2 separate regions of the Homo sapiens genome follow, and region 2 is linked to region 1. A link is an interaction called in ENCODE POLR2A ChIA-PET data of the cell type or tissue named here. Cell type or tissue: PC-9. All regions are shown on one strand.

The links. Peaks named below come from ENCODE experiments on the same cell type or tissue, not always from the same donor. Only the 100,000 strongest peaks of a DNase experiment are listed, where the experiment ranks them.
Region 2: POLR2A ChIA-PET joins it to region 1 with 5 read pairs; 4 of 35 experiments call an interaction of 5 or more read pairs at or near these places.

The regions. Positions count from the first base shown.
Region 1 is chr6:13,998,452-14,006,451 of GRCh38, reverse strand. No RefSeq gene overlaps it. Among named protein-coding and RNA genes, the nearest start is that of RNF182, 78 kb to the right of the region's middle. RefSeq lists an enhancer at 4,150-5,349. In PC-9, no CTCF peak of the experiment used is centred here; a DNase peak (open chromatin) is centred at 4,771; H3K4me3 peaks cover 1,526 bases; H3K27ac peaks cover 2,324 bases.
Region 2 is chr6:13,933,283-13,941,282 of GRCh38, reverse strand. The region is part of intron 1 of RNF182 (ring finger protein 182); the gene reads right to left. Among named protein-coding and RNA genes, the nearest start is that of RNF182, 12 kb to the right of the region's middle. In PC-9, no CTCF peak of the experiment used is centred here; no DNase peak of the experiment used is centred here.

The DNA.
Region 1 (8,000 bases):
ACAAAAAAAGTCAATTCTGTGACATTCTGTGTTCCACAGAAAAGTCCTCATTGGGGTGATTCAAGAAAAGAACCCGGCTGGGCGCGGTGGCTCATGCCTGTAATCCCAGCACTTTGGGAGCCCAAGGTGAGTGGATCACGAGATCAGGATATCCAGACCATCCTGGCTAACATGGTGAAACCCCGTCTCTACTAAAAATACAAAAATTAGCTGGGCGTTGTGGCACGTGCCTGTAGTCCCAGCTACTCAGGAGGCTGAGGCAGGAGAATCATTTGAACCCGGGAGGCAGAGGTTGCAGTGAGCCAAGATTGTGCCACTGCGCTCCAGCCTGGGCGACAGAATGAGACTCTGTCTCAAAAAAAAAAAAAAAAAAGAAAGAAAAACCCAATTTTCTACTGGAAATGCTTTCCTCAAATTTAGGGCAGCAGATGTGTGTGGTCCTTATTTTTATGCTGCGTAAAGGATGCATTCAAGTAGAACAAGGAGCATGCCCATGTGCCCATCATCATTAATAGAAACACCTGCGTTTCTCTTAGCACTACTCTGAGAATTCATCACTAGAAAGCTCTTGGCTACCCATCTAGACGCATTCTTGGAAGTAGCCTGGGGTTCTCTGTTTAGGTCATAAAATAAAAATCTTGAGGAGATGAATTTCCATTTTTCTTGTGTTCAGAACAGTTTACTGTGGAGTTCCTCACTGAGGGCAGGAACAGAAGGTTTTTCTGAGAAAAGTCGTGGCAGCTGGGTAGTGTCTTAATGCCCTCAATGGCTCTTTATCATTCATACCTGGGAGGCCCACCTATTTCTGTTGCTATGAAGATTTGCAATGGGTTGAAGGAATGCACTGACTTTTGCTTTCATGCTGGAATTTGAAATAATAAAATGTATTCCAATCTGGGCCTTAGTTATCACACAGCTCTACATAAATCAAGCAAGAGGGCTGGTCAGGAAACTAGGCTCAGTCCTCCTATCTCCCTCCACTCATGTTCCCCCAGTTTGTTGGTTTCCAGTACCAAAATTCACAAGTTTCTTTTATGGAAACAATTTAGAAGACTGTAGCCTGTGCAACTGGCTTCCATCACTAGCAGCTTTGTGGCCCTCACCTAAACTCCTCTTTTCATCTAACCTTGGGCTCCTGAACACAACTTCATCATGACCTATGGCATATGACATGCATTGGAAGTGTAAATTGGATGAGAAAATGAGATAAATGGCCATTCTACATTATTTCTTATACGAAACTCTACAGCTCAAACCACCTTTGTTCTACAGCTATTCAACCAGTTATTGAGGGAACGTTTTCAATTATTGGAGGGCTGAGCCCGACGGGTTATATGACACCTTGGAGGAGCAGGAACTTCTATCCTTGTGCCTTCATCAACAAAAGAAAGAGAAAGGATAAAAGAAACACAGGCAATTGAAAGACATCTGAAAAATACTGGCAAGTAGAAAAGAAAAAAATTAAAATCACCTGCATTCTGTGATCCGCTGATAACCACTGTTCACACGTTCCCTGGAGTCACTACAGCCCTTTTTCTGTTTTGTCCCCACAGTTGAAATTATACCGGATATATGAATTTTCCTATTTTTCTTGTAATATGATAAGAAGAATATTTCCATTATTACCAGAGAAACTCTGTGGACAAGATTTTGTCCTAATTAGCTGTCCTGCCTTTGATCTCCTGTGATGGAATCATTCATCTAATTTGAAAAGCTTTTGTTTCAAAGTTTCATTACGTTCTGATTAAGGAGGGATTGGAAAGCGATGTTCTGGTGTTGCTGAGGTTTGTCGGGGTTTAAGTCCTGAGGGATCATCCACACACCCTCACGGTTCAAAGGAAGAAAAGCGAATGTTAACGGGGGAAGCATCCTCCCTTCAGATGGGAAAAAGTCAGCTCTAGACCCAGCTGGCAAATGCAGACACAGAGAGCAAAGGGATTACTGGGAAAATCAAATGAACGGGTGATTTGAAGGCCAGATTATACTTCTATTAAGTGCAATCAAGGCAAAGAATCTCTTGTGGGAGGCAAGCAGAGCCTGCAGGAAGTAAGTCCTCCATGGAGCTAATGGAATATGGACAGTGAAAGGTCTTCTGAAAGGAATTCAGGATAAGAAAAAAACACACGTTCTCTTTAAGACCAGACACGTGAATGCCAAGTTTAGATGCGCAGTTAACTAAAAACGGCTACGAATAGCGTAAATGGGTGCCTTATTTTAGTTATACTTGTATATGTCTTTATTCTGGTCAATCAAATTGCAGAGTTGGAAAGTGTTATGGGTTAAATTGTGTCCCCTGCAAATTCGTATGTTCAAGTCCTAGCCCCTCTTACCTCAGGATGTGGCCTTATCTGAAACTTAATTCGAAGATACAGTTGTTGGACATGTAATTAGTCAAGATGAACTCACGCCAGAGGAAAACTAATCCTACAGGACTTGTGACCTTTTAAGGAGAAATCTAGATGCAGACATACATACAGGGAGAATGCCACGTAAAAGCTGGAACAACACCGCCACAAGCCAGAGAACTAGAAGCTGGAAAGAGGCTGGAGCAGAGCCTTCCCTGGGGCATCAGAAGGAGCTTGTCCCTGCCCAAACATTGATTTCAGCCCTCGAGCCTCCAGAAAAAGAGAAAAATAAATTTTGTTGTTTAAGCCCTGGGTTTCCGCTACGTCACAGCAACTTCAGGAAAATATAGAAGGGGTCCTAGACACTATTTGGTCTAACTTCCTCCATAACATAGATTTCTTTCCCAACGTGGATATATATATATATATATATATATATATATATATATATACATGCTCCCTTTGTGTCCAGCATGGGTGGGTTCTTGGTCTCACTAACTTCAAGAATGAAGCCACGGACCCTCACGGTGAGCATTACAGTTCTTAAAGGTGGTATATCCAAAGTTCGTTCCTTTTGAGGTTCGGATATATCAGGAGTTTCATTCGTTAATTGGTGGTTGGGGGGGTTCAGTGGTCCCGCTTGCTCACGAGTAGAGCTACAGACCTTCCAGATGAAAGTTACAGCTCTTAAGTATAAGAGTCTGAAGTTGTTCCTTCTTCCCAGTAGGTTCAGTGGTTTTACTAACTTCAAGAGTGAAACTACAAGACCTTTCCCAAAAATACTACAGCTCAAAAAAAGCAGTACGTACCCCCCACAACCAGCAGCAACAAAACTTACCAAAAACAATTAATAAACAAACCTGTCACACGGTAGAAGAGAACCCAAAAGAGTTACCACTGTGGCATGGGGCAGCCTACTTTTATTTTTTTATTTGGCCCCCCCCCCCCCACATCCTGCTGATTGGTCCATTTTACAGAAAACCAATTGGTCTGCTTTACAGAGAGCTGATTGGTCCGTTTTGACAGGGTGCTGATTGGTGCATTTACAATCCCTGAGCTAGACACAAAAGTTCTCCACCTCCCCACTGGATTAGCTAGATACAGAGTGTCCATTGGTGCATTCACAAACCCTGAGCTAGACACAGAGTGCTGATTGGTGTGTTTACAAACCTTGAGCTAGATACAGAGTGCTGATTGGTGTATTTACAATCCCTTAGCTAGACATAAAGATTCTCCAAGTCCCCACCAGACTCAGGAGCCCAGCTGGCTTCACCCAGTTGCTACCCCAGTGGGGCTGCAGGTGGAGCTGTCTGCCAGTCCTGGCCGTGCACCCACACTCCTCACCGCTTGGGCAGTCGATGGGACTGGGAGCCGTGGAGCGGGGACGGCACACGTCTGAGAGGCTAGGGCCGCGCAGGAGCCCACCGCGGGCGGGCGGGAGGGAGACTCAGGCATGGCAGGTTGCAGCTCCCGAGTTCTGCCCCGTGGGGAGGCAGCTAAGGCCCAGCGAGAAATCGAGCACAGCAACTGCTGGCCCAGGTGCTAAGCTCCTCACTGCCTGGGGCCAGCGGGGCTGGCCGGCCGCTCCGACTGCGGGGCCTAGCCAAGCCGACGCCCATCCAGAACTTGCGCTGGCCTGCAAGCACCGCGCGCAGCCCCGGTTCCCGCCCGCGCCTCTCCCTCCACATCTCACCACAAGCTGAGGGAGCCGGCTCCGGCCTTGGCTAGCCCGGAAAGGGGCTCCCACAGTGCAGCGGTGGGCTGAAGGGCTCCTCAAGCGCGGCCAGAGTGGGCACCAAAGCGAGGAGGCGCCGAGAGCGAGCCAGGGCTGCCAGCCCGCTGTCACCTCTCACCTTCAGCAGTCTCCGTGGAACACGTCCAGTGATGGGACCTCACTGTTCTCGGGGCAACACCTTCCGTTACTTGAATAGCTCCAATTATTACACTTCATGTAGTACCAAGCTTTTGTAATACAGTTATTAGTAAAACCGACTAACGTTAAACTTCACCATTTTTTTTCTTTAAAGTTCTATTTTGCATTCAATAAAAGGGTGCTGTGTGGAAAAGCATGCATGCATCTGCCTCTTGGCCCATAATCAAGGCACCATCATTCACCTGGGGCAGCAAAAGTATGAGGCACTTGGATGGAAATAAACAGCCTCTGAGTTTTGACCTTGCTGATGGTGGTGAGCGCACACTTCACCCTCGCTTCTGTGGTTAGCAGGGCCTTCTGCCCAACGGTGTCCACCAAGAACAAATCAATGCTAACAGGCTGGCCGACTGAGTCATAAGAAGCACAATTCATGAGTGAGAAGCACAGCATCTTCCCTTCCTGCCACAAAAGGGCAGGGAAAGAAGTGGAGCCGTGAGTCATACAGCAGCGCTGGTCATGGGAAGATCCCACCAGAGTTGTCAAGCGGCCAGGAGAGACATCTCCTTTGATATGTTCCGTTACATTCCTTTTTCTCCAACCAGCCATATTTGAGGAGAGATTAACAGCTAGACTCCCTTCAGTCCAATTCAACAAGGATTTGTTGTGTATACGCTGACCATTTTCCCCGAGGGGAATGACTGCAGTGATGAAGCTGATTAATTCTTATGAGCCAGCTGGGAGGAGGTGCTTGGGGGCTAATGACTCATGATCAGAGATCAATGCTTTGGGGAGAGGTGGCAAACAGACCTCATTTCCAGAATGCCTGGCTCCGGATGTGGATGAGAAATTCAGTCTCTGCTCTGTAACGTGGCCTCCTTCCAATATTTAGTGACGAGATCAGGCCACTTCATTGGAGGAAGCAGATTCTGTGTTTCCACCCCCCGGGGCTGTTAATATTCTGAGACCCTCTCTGCTGGGTGCATCTAGACTTCTTGTCTCACACATTCACATTTAGTTAAACCCAATAAATGTTTACCAAGTGCTGTTTCCTCTGGACAGCCCCATGCTGTAGAAGTTACAAAAGTAAGACCCAATGCACTAAAGGAGCTTGGGGAGAACACAAGACAATTACGCTCTCCTGGCTTGCTAGCAGCAGCTCAGAGGCAATGCTGCTGCTTTTCCCCATGGGAATCAGTATCCTAGGCTCACATCCTGGCACTGGTAAGTGCTTGCTGTGGAGCACGAGACAAACTTCTAAGATGGACTTCATAAAACTTGACAAACTGATTTAGAAATTCATAGCAAAAGCAAAATATTGGGATGAGCAGAAACAAATTTACTCTTTGTAGTTTTGTTTTGTTTTTTGAGACAGGGTCTTGCGATGTTGCTCAGAACTGCTGGGCTCAAGCGATTCTCCCATCTCAGCCTCCTGAATAGCTGGGACTACAGGAGCATGCCACCAAGCCCAGGTAACATCGTTTTAAAGGAGACAGTCAGGTTAGGGGTCTCTTACTGCAAGATATCAGATTAATAGCTGCATGAAGCTCCTGTGATTAACACTGGGGAGTCATCACAGAACCGAACGAGTAGAACAATGACACAGAAGAGAAAGCCAGAAAACTCACACCAACCTGAAAACTTGGTAAGTGACAGGTGATGTTACAGACCAAGAAGTACTGGAGATTCCAAAAATAGCTGATGCTATTGATTATTTCCATAAAAATTAATTTCTTACTTCAAAGTTATGAGTCATTATTAGGGCTGTTCACCCAATGCACCAACTGTATCTGCCTTCTGGGCCCAGGATGGGGTTGTACCTCTTTGTCCCCTCTGAAGCTAGACCTGGTCCCTGTGACTTGCTTTGGCTGCTGAAACTGATCAGAAGAAATGTGTGTTACCTTCAAGCAGAACCAAAGCGCCATGTATATGACTCTCCACACCCCCTCCTTGCTGCAGGCATTTCAGATGCCCCTGTCTAGAAAAGCATCCTTCAACCTGCATCCCTCAGGGACTCTGATGAGCAGAGACGCCTGCAAACCCACAGTGGACATGCAGTTTGTATAAATGAGACACAACTTGGGGTTAAACCTCTGCGATTTGGGGTTGTTTCTTTGGTATAACCTAGTCTGTCCTACCTAATACAAAATAAACAACTCCAGGTGATTAAAGACCTGCATATAGAAATGTGTAAAATTTGAGGAAATGATATAGGCAAATTTGATAACCTCAGAGTATAGCAGGATTTCTTTTAAAGTTTTTAAACTTATAAACCATGAAGGAAAAGATGAATGCATTTGACTGCATCAAATTTGAAGTCTTCATTTCACCAATAAACACTACAAATTGAAAAGACAAGCCACAAGCTGGAAATGATATTTGCAGTGTGTCTAACTGACAAAAGATGAGCAAACAGCTCACACAATAATACCCTGAAGACCAATGAGGAAAAGACAAACAAGCCAAAAGAAAAATGAGCAAATTACATGAAAAAACAAGAAACATATGGAAAAACTGCTGAAATCAGTTAATAATTGGGGAAATGCAAATTAAAGCAATTTAAACCATTCCACACCCATCAGTTTGGTAAAAAATTAAAATTTGATAATACCCAGGATTGTCAAGAACATAAAGAAACAGAAACTGGTTTTGGGTGTTTGTTTGAGACAGGATCTCGCTCTGTCATCAAGGCTGATGATCTCGGCTCACTGCAGCCTTAACATCCCAGGCTCAGGCCATCCTCACGCCTCAGGCCCCTGAGTAGCTGGGACTACAGGTGTTAGCCACCTCACCAGGCTAATTTTTGTATTTTTTGTAGAGCCAGAATTTTGGCATGTTTCCCAGACTGGTCTCAAACTCCTGGGCTCAAGCAATCCTCACATCTTGGCCTCTGAAAGTGCTGGGATTACAGGTGTGAGCCACTGCGCCTGGCCCTGAAACTGTTTTGATAACATTGGTGGAAGTGAAAGGTTGGAAAAACCACATTTGTGGTATATGCAATGGAATACCACACAGCTACTTGTGTCAACATGGATAAATCTCAAAAACATAACGTGAAACAACAACAAAAACAATCATGTTACAGAAAGTTGTGTGGTATATGTACCATTTACACAAAGTTAGAAATCACCTACACTTTAGTAAATACATACGTAGTAAGGCAATACAGTGCACAGAAGAATGATAAATAACTCTGAAGAGAGAGGATAACAGGGTAAGAAAGGGGTACAAAGTTAATTATTAAGAGAAATAAACTAATATAGCACAACTTTTGACTGAGATTGGATATAGCTGGGAGGTAAGCTCATTATGCTGTTTTCTGTAATTTTCCATTTATATACTTTTTTTCATTCATAATTTCCCAAGGCCTCTGGTATATTAATAGTTTGGGTATTTGTCCCCTCCAAACCTCATATTGAAATTTGATCCCTGATGTTGGAGGTGGAGCCTGGTGGGAGGTATTTGGGTCATGAGGTGGATCCCTTATAATGGCTTGGTGCCATTCTTGTGGCATTGAGTGAGCTCTCACTCTAGTTCCTGTGAGATCTGGATGTTGAAGAGTCTGGCACCGCCCTCCCCTATCTCTTTTCCTTCCTCTCTTGCCACATGATGCCTGCTCCCTTTCTTCTTTGTCAGAGTGGAAGCTCCCTGAAGCCCTCCCCAGAAGCCAATGCCGGCACCATGCTTCTTGTACAGTCTGCAGAACTATGAGCCAAATAAACCTCTTTTCTTTGTAGATTACCCAGCCTCAGGTATTTCCTTTATAGCAACAAAAACAAACTAAG
Region 2 (8,000 bases), 65 kb after region 1:
ACCAAGGAATTATAACAATTATAAGTTTGTATATATCCAATAACATATCCTCAAAATATATACTTAAAAACTGACAGAATGAAAGGTAGAAAAATTCATCATCTCAGTGAGAGATTTTGCTTATCCTTCCCAGTAATTGACAGAACAAGCAGACTGAAAAATTGTAGATAGAAACTTTGATCAATACAATTAATGAATTTGACCCAATCTATGTGCACCAAATTCTGCAATTACAACTACAGATTGATTATATTGTATAGTCTATTCAAGTGCATGTCTATCACTCAGCAAAAATGATCATATCCAGGCCATAAGAATAGTCTCAAAAAAAAAGACTAAAATGTTAATAGCGTGTTCTTTGACAATAGCTGGATTAAGCTAGAAATCAACAAAAAGATTTTTAGAATATCCTAAACCGTTGGAAATTAAGTAATAAATGTCTAATAACTTATGGTCAAAGAAAAAACACATGGATATTTTTAAATATTTTGAGCAGAAAAAATGTGACAGAATTTAAGAGCATACTATTAAAGCCATGCTTGAGGAAAATGCAGAGCTTCGAATGCATATGTTAGAAAAGTTGAAAATCAATAATCTAAGTAGCATTTTCACAAAGTTAGAAAAAACAGAAAACCTAAAGCCAAAAATATTAGGAAAGAACAAACTATGAACAGAAATGAATAAATTAGAAAATAAGCATACAATAGCAAAAAAAAGTCAAAATAAGTTCACTGATAAAATAATAAATTTGATAAACCCCAGGCAAGACTGATCAAGGGGGGAAAAAAGGCACAGATTGTAAATATCAAAAATGAAAAGGGAGGCACTATTCAGCTACTTACACCAATCTCTCTCCTAAACATAGACAAATTCTCAAACAAAATTTCACTAAATTGAGTCCAACAAAACACTAAAATAATAGCACATCAGTTGGATTTATTATAGAAATGCAAAACTGTTCTAACATTTTTTTAAAATGTGATTACCATATTGACAAAATAAAGGAGGAACAAATCATATCATCATCTCGATAAATGCGGAAAATCATTTGCTAAAACTCAACACATGTTCATGATTAAAATATCTATTAATTAGAAATAAGAGATCTTCTTAATCGATAAAAAGGTTTCAACAACACTTGTAAGCAAGAGCCATATTTTAAATATTGAATGCTTTCCCCCTGAAATTGGGAATAAGACAAAGTACATGCTATCACCATTTCTATTCAAAATTATAATTGAGGTCCTAGATAGAGCAATGAGGCAATAAAAAAAAGTGTAAGATACAAGAATCAGGCAAGAAAGAAACAAAGCTCTTTATTCATCACATACAGTGATGTACACAGAAAATCCAAATCATTCTACAAATAAGTTATTAAGATTAAGAAGTGAATGCAGCAAAATCCCTAGAATCAAGGTCAAGATACAAAAATGCATTTATGCCCGGGCACAGTGGCTCACGCCTGTAATCCCAGCACTTTGGAAGGCTGAGGCGGGTGGATCACGAGGTCAGGAGATCAAGATCATCCTGGCTAACAAGGTGAAACCCCATCTCTACTAAAAATACAAAAAATTAGCCAGGCGTGGTGGCAGGCGCCTGTAGTCCCAGCTACTCAGGAGGCTGAGGCAGGAGAATGGCATGAACCTGGGAGGCAGGGCTTGCAGCGAGCCCAGATCGCGCCACTGCACTCCAGTGTGGGCAACAGAGAGAGACTCTGTCTCAAAAAATAAAAATAAAAAAATAAAAATAAATACAAAATAAAAAAATAAAAACAAAAATGTATTTATATACACAAGAAACAAAAAATTACAAGGTGAAAAGATGGCATTTGCAATAACAACAAAAAGAACAAATCTAATGAAAGAAGTACAATACTACAGAGAGAACTTCAAAACATTACTTAGAGAAATTAAAGACAACATAATTAAATGGAGAGCTATATTGTGTTCATTGATTAGAAGACTCAATATTATAAAAATGTCAACTCTCCCAAACTGATCTACACAGTCAATGCAATTCCAATCAAAATCTATCAGGTTGTTTGTGGAAACTGACAGGATGATACTAAAATTTGTATGTAAACGCCAAACACTAAAAATGGGCTAAAAGAAAATCAAGACAAAAAACAAAACTGAAGAACTTATACTACCTGATATCAGGATTACATCAATGTAAAACACTTTTTGGTTTTGTTTTTTTGAGACAGGGTCTTGCTCTTGTTGCCCAGGCTAGAGTGCAGTGGTGCAATCTTGGCTCACTACAACCTCTGCCTCCTGGGTTCAAGCAATTCACATGCCTCAGCCACCCAAGTAGCTGGGATTACAGGCGTGAACCACCACACCTGGCTTATTTTTGTATTTTTAGTAGAGACGGGGTTTCACCATGTTGGCCAGGCTGGTCTCAAACTCCTGACCTCAGGTGATCCACCCACCTCGGCCTCCCAAAGTGCTGGGATTATGTAAGACACTTTATTAGACAAATACATCATAAGGACAAAATACAGAATCCAGACAGAGATTCACAAGCATATGATTACTTATTTTTATGAAAAGAATGCCACTGCAATTTAATGGAGAAGAGATAATATTTTCAATAAATAACGCTGGGTCAACAGGATATTTACATAGATAAAAATCATTTTGACCCTTACCTCACACCCTACACAAAAATCAATTCAAAGGGGTTATAGATCTAAATGTGAAAAGTAAAACAATAAAACTTCTTGGTAGCATAGGAGAATATCTTCATGATATTGGAGCAGGCAAAAAATTCTTAAAGAAGACACAAAAAGCACTAACATTAAAAGAAGATGTATAAATGAGTTCATTAAAATTAAACACTTCTCATTGAAAAATTATAAGAGTTAAAAGCAAGCTACAGTGTGGAAGAATTCTGTAACACATACATTGCACAAAGGACTTCTATCTAGAAAATATAAAGAACTCCATAAAAATCAATAAGAAAAAGGCCAGGCGCAGTGGCTCACGCCTGTAATCCCAGCACTTTGGGAGGGCGAGGTTGGCAGATTACGAGGTCAGGAGATTGAGACCATCCTGGCTATCACGGTGAAACCCCGTCTCTACTAAAAAAAAAAAAAAAAAAAAAAATACAAAAAATTAGCCAGGCATGGTGGCGGGCGCCTGTAGTCCCAGTTACGCAGAGACCGAGGCAGGAGAATGGCGTGAACCCGGTAGGCGGAGTTTGCAGTGAGCGGAGACTGCACTCCAGCCTGGGCGACGACAGAAACTCTGTCTCAAAAAAAAAAAAAAAAAAAAAAACAGTAAGAAAAAGATAATCTTTTTTAATGGACAAAAATATTTGAACTGGCATTTCATGGAAGAGGCTATCCAAATGGCTAATAAAACATGAAAAAATGCTCAATATCACTTATTAGGAAAGTACAAATAAAAACTACAATGAGATATCATTTTTCATCTGCTACTATGACTGGCAATACCAACTATGAGCAAGAATGAGAAACAACTAGAACTTTCATACACTGATGTTGAGAATGTCGCCGATATAACCACCTGGACAACTGTTTGGCAAATGTTTGATAGCAGTATCACAGCTAAATCATACATATAACCCATGACCTTTCTACTTCTACACAGATGCACAACAGAAATGCTCACATACACATGTATAAGAATGTTTATAGCAGCACTATTTGTAATAGGTGAAATGGGAACAACCCAAATGTCTATGAACAGTAAATGATTTTAAAAATTGTGCTACAGGCAGCAATGAAATACTATACCAAAATGAGAGAGACAAAAAACAAACTATTACTACATCCAGCAGCAAGGATGAATATCCCAAATAGTTGGTGAAAGCTATCATACACACACACATAAAGTACACACTGCCTGATTCCATTTGTATAAAGTTCTAAACTGGGCAAAACTAATCAACAGTGTTAGAATTCAGACTATGGGTCACCTTTGGGGGCAGGTAATAACTGAAAAAGGCAAAGGAAGGATTTGGGGGTAATAGTAATCTTCTATTTTTTGATGTGAGTAGTAGTTACACAGGAGACTCACTTGAAAATGCATAAAAGCTATATATCCTTACGATTCGTGCACTTTTCTATATGTATGTTAACCTTCAATAACAAATGTATTTAAAAATAAAAGTAATGCTTCCTATGTCTATACAAGATACATACAACACAAAACAAGTAATGTGATTGTGAAAAGTCTATATGCAACACCATGAGAGACTTTCTAAAACTCAAATCTGATCATTTACTCTCCTGCTCAACATATTTTAACGTCTTCCTAATCTGGCCTCTGTCTACCTCACCAGCCACATCTCTTACTCCTTTCTCCTCCTCGACCTCACTCCACCCCCTCCCCAATTCTTTTTACTCTCCAAAAGAAGCCACATTATTTCAAATGGATTCTAAGCTTTTATGATGCCCTGTTCCCTCTTTATAGCTCTTTTACCCACACTTACCACCCCAAACTGTCCCATATTTGCCTGCTTTCCTGGGACATCCTTCATCCAGTATAGACATCAATTATTCCCAAATCCCAAATCTTGCTTGGATGCCTCTCCTACAGACTCCACAGGCATCACACATATGCCCCATCATGGCACACACTTGTGTAATGACCAGACACTTATCTGTAATTTCTTCTGTTAGCCTCAGGAGGGTAGGGCTATACCTGATTTGTTCATCTTTGAGTCATTAGTGCCTAGCACAGTGTTACTTAAGAAATTTCCCACTCTACAATGTGAGATTTTTACAAGAGCTGTCTAAATGTTCCCCTTTTTAAACTGCCTGTGAAAGAAAAATTTATATTTATAGACCAATCAACCACGACCATGTAAATTTACTGCAGACCAAAGAATAATTGAATCTCAGTAGAGATATTATCCTGAGTTCTAAAATGCTTTAAGCTTCTCCTAATTATGTGTCCAATTGTTGACATAAAGCTCTTTAAGGATTTCTAACTCTTCCATCATTGTCTGTACAGATAGGGAAAGGGAAAACATTAAATTTTTTATGATGCTAGTTCCTTACTGATATGGTTTGGCTCTGTGTCCCCACCCAAATCTCATGTTGAATTGTAATTCCCAATGTTGGAGGCGGGGCCTGGTGGTAGGTGATTAGATCAAGGGGCAGTTTCTAATGGTTTAGCACAATCCCCATAGTGCTATCTCGCGACAGAATTCTCAGGAGATCTGGTTCTTTGAAAGTGTGTGCCACCTCTCCCATCTCTCTTCCTCCTTCCTGCTCTGGCCATGTAAGATGTGCCTCTTTTCCCTTGGCCTTGTGCCATGATTGTTAAGTTTCCTGAGGCCTCCCCAACCATGCTTCCTGTACAGCCTGCAGAACTGTGAGTCAATTAAATCTCTTTTCTTCATAAATTACCCACTCTCAAGTAGTTCCTTATAGCAATGTGAGAATGGACTAATACACTCATCAAACTGTATCAATAGCATAGCCCATTTCTAATGCCCCATTATAATAAGTGATGTCTATCTCAAATGAATCATAGTAAGATGTCTTATTTTTAAACATCTTTTGTAGTATGTATTCAATGTAAGATACATTGCTGAGTAACTTCTATCCATACATTATCATGATTAAGAGATCATAACAATTTCAACAATTTCAGTGACATCCTGTGGTTATAACTAATGTGCTATCTTTTTGGATCATCAAATGTTCTGACTTCCTGTGAAAACATCTTCTACTTATTAATATGTAGCTTGTAAGTCATTCCACTGTCAGAATCAGAGTGAAGGACTTCCAACTCTAATCTGCATATATGAATAAAGGCCTTGATATTCTGACTTTAGGAATACTTTCCTGCCAGCTACAATAATTTATTTGGTCATGATACACACACATATCTTGTGTGTGTGAAATATGGAAAATGCTGAATTGACAGTTAAGTCAACATACGGGGACTACATCTGGGAATACAACACAGGGATTACAACTTTAGGCAAAAAGAAAAAAAAAAGACATTGTTTCTGCCCTGTTGGAGCTTACAGTCTAGTGACGATGGTATCAATCGATCACATAAATAAATGTAAAATTAGAACTGTGGTAAATACACCATCTCTCACCTGGACTATTGACATTGGCTCCTAACAAGTCTCCCTGCTACCAATCTTGCCCCCTTGCATCTTCCATGTACATCCATTCTCTACATGGAAGAATATTTCTAAAATGTTAACCAAATTACTCCCATCTTTCCCAGACCATCTCTACACAAAGTCCTAGAATGGCTTCCTATTCCACATAGAATAAAACCCAAGTCCTTACACTGAATAACAAAGTCTGGAGCAATCTGGCCACCCCTTTTCTTTCTAACCGCATTTCATCTGACTCTCCTGTCTTCTCTCTCTGCCTCAGGGCCTTTGCACTGATTCTGTCTGAAATGCTCTGCTCTTGATCAAATCTTCTCGTCACTCAAATCCCTATTTAAATGTTACCTTACCCTTTAATCTAAGGTACTCATCCACTCATTTGCATTAATTATCTCAATTTTATTTATCTCTGCTAATATTCTTGTTTATTTATTTGGATTTTGTTTGTCCAGGACAGGAGAATAATGAACAAACTAGAAAAAAGGAATGGAGCTGCCAGCCAGCATTAAGAGCTCATGCGTGGATCACAGTTCAGTCTTCATAATCCTATCTAAATGGCAAACTACCTATGACAAAACAGAGATGGCATAAGCTTACCTCACTGCACCACCTTTGGAACTATTACAACTGTTGTAAACAAATCAAAAAAACATTGTTGGAGAAGTCACTCAGAAAAATAGGCGAAGGTATAGAATATTTGGATCTAATGAAATTACATTAAAATGCCTTTCAAACCCAGCAGATGTCATTAAAACAACTAACGTAACTGTGAGCGACGGAAATGAAGAATCCAACAGAATGAAAGGAGATATCTCAAACACTGGTGGGCACGGCCTAAAGCTGACATAGACAGGCTTGGCCCTCCTGTATAGTCATCATAACAACAGGAGACTCCATAACAATAAGAGACAGGGTGAGGAGTGACTCTGAATCAAGTCTAGGACTACACTATTCAACATGGCAGCCACTAGTCATGTTTGGCTATTGAGCACTTGAAATGTGGCTGGTGCAACTAAGAAGCTGAAATCTACATCATATTTAATTTCAATTAATTTAAATTTAGAAACTGAAACAATGAAAAATACTTTTCCTGCAAATACAACATTACTTTTTTGGTAAGGCCACATTTCTTTTTTTTAATTTTTTTTCCTGTTTTTGAGACCGAGTCTTCCCCTGTTGCCCAGGCTGGAGTGCAGTGGTGCAATCTTGGCTCACTGCAACCACTGCCTCCCAGGTTCAAGCGATTCTCCTGCCTCAGCTTCCCGAGTAGCTGGGACTACAGGCGCATGCCACCAGGCCTAGCTAATTTTTGTATTTTTAGTGGAGACGGGGTTTCACCACATTGGCCAGGTTGGTCTCGAACTACCGACCTCAGGTGACCTGTCCACCTCAGCCTTCCAAAGCGCTGGGATTACAGGCATAAGCCACCATGCCTGGCCTCACTTTAACTGCTGAAAATATATCCTCCAAATTGAGATGTTCTCTAAGTGTAAAATGCATATCAGATTCGAAATAGTTTGTGCAAAATGAAAATGTTTAAAATCTCATTAATAATTTTTATATTGATTACATGTTGAAATTATGGTAATTTTGATATATTAGGTTAAATAAAATCTACTACTAAAAATAATTACTTTTTACTTTTTCTTTTTTTTTAAGGGGCACAGTCTCACTCCATACTGGAGTGCAGTGGAATAATCATGGCTCATGGAAACCTGAACTCCTGAGCTCAAGCATCCTCCTGCCTCATCCTACCTCAGCCTTTGGAGCAGCTGGGACTACACGTGCGTACCACCATGCCCAGCTAATTTTTGCATTTTTTGTAGAGGTGGGATCTCACTATGTTGCCCAAGCTGGTCTTGAACTCCTGGCCTCAAGTGATCTTCCTGCTT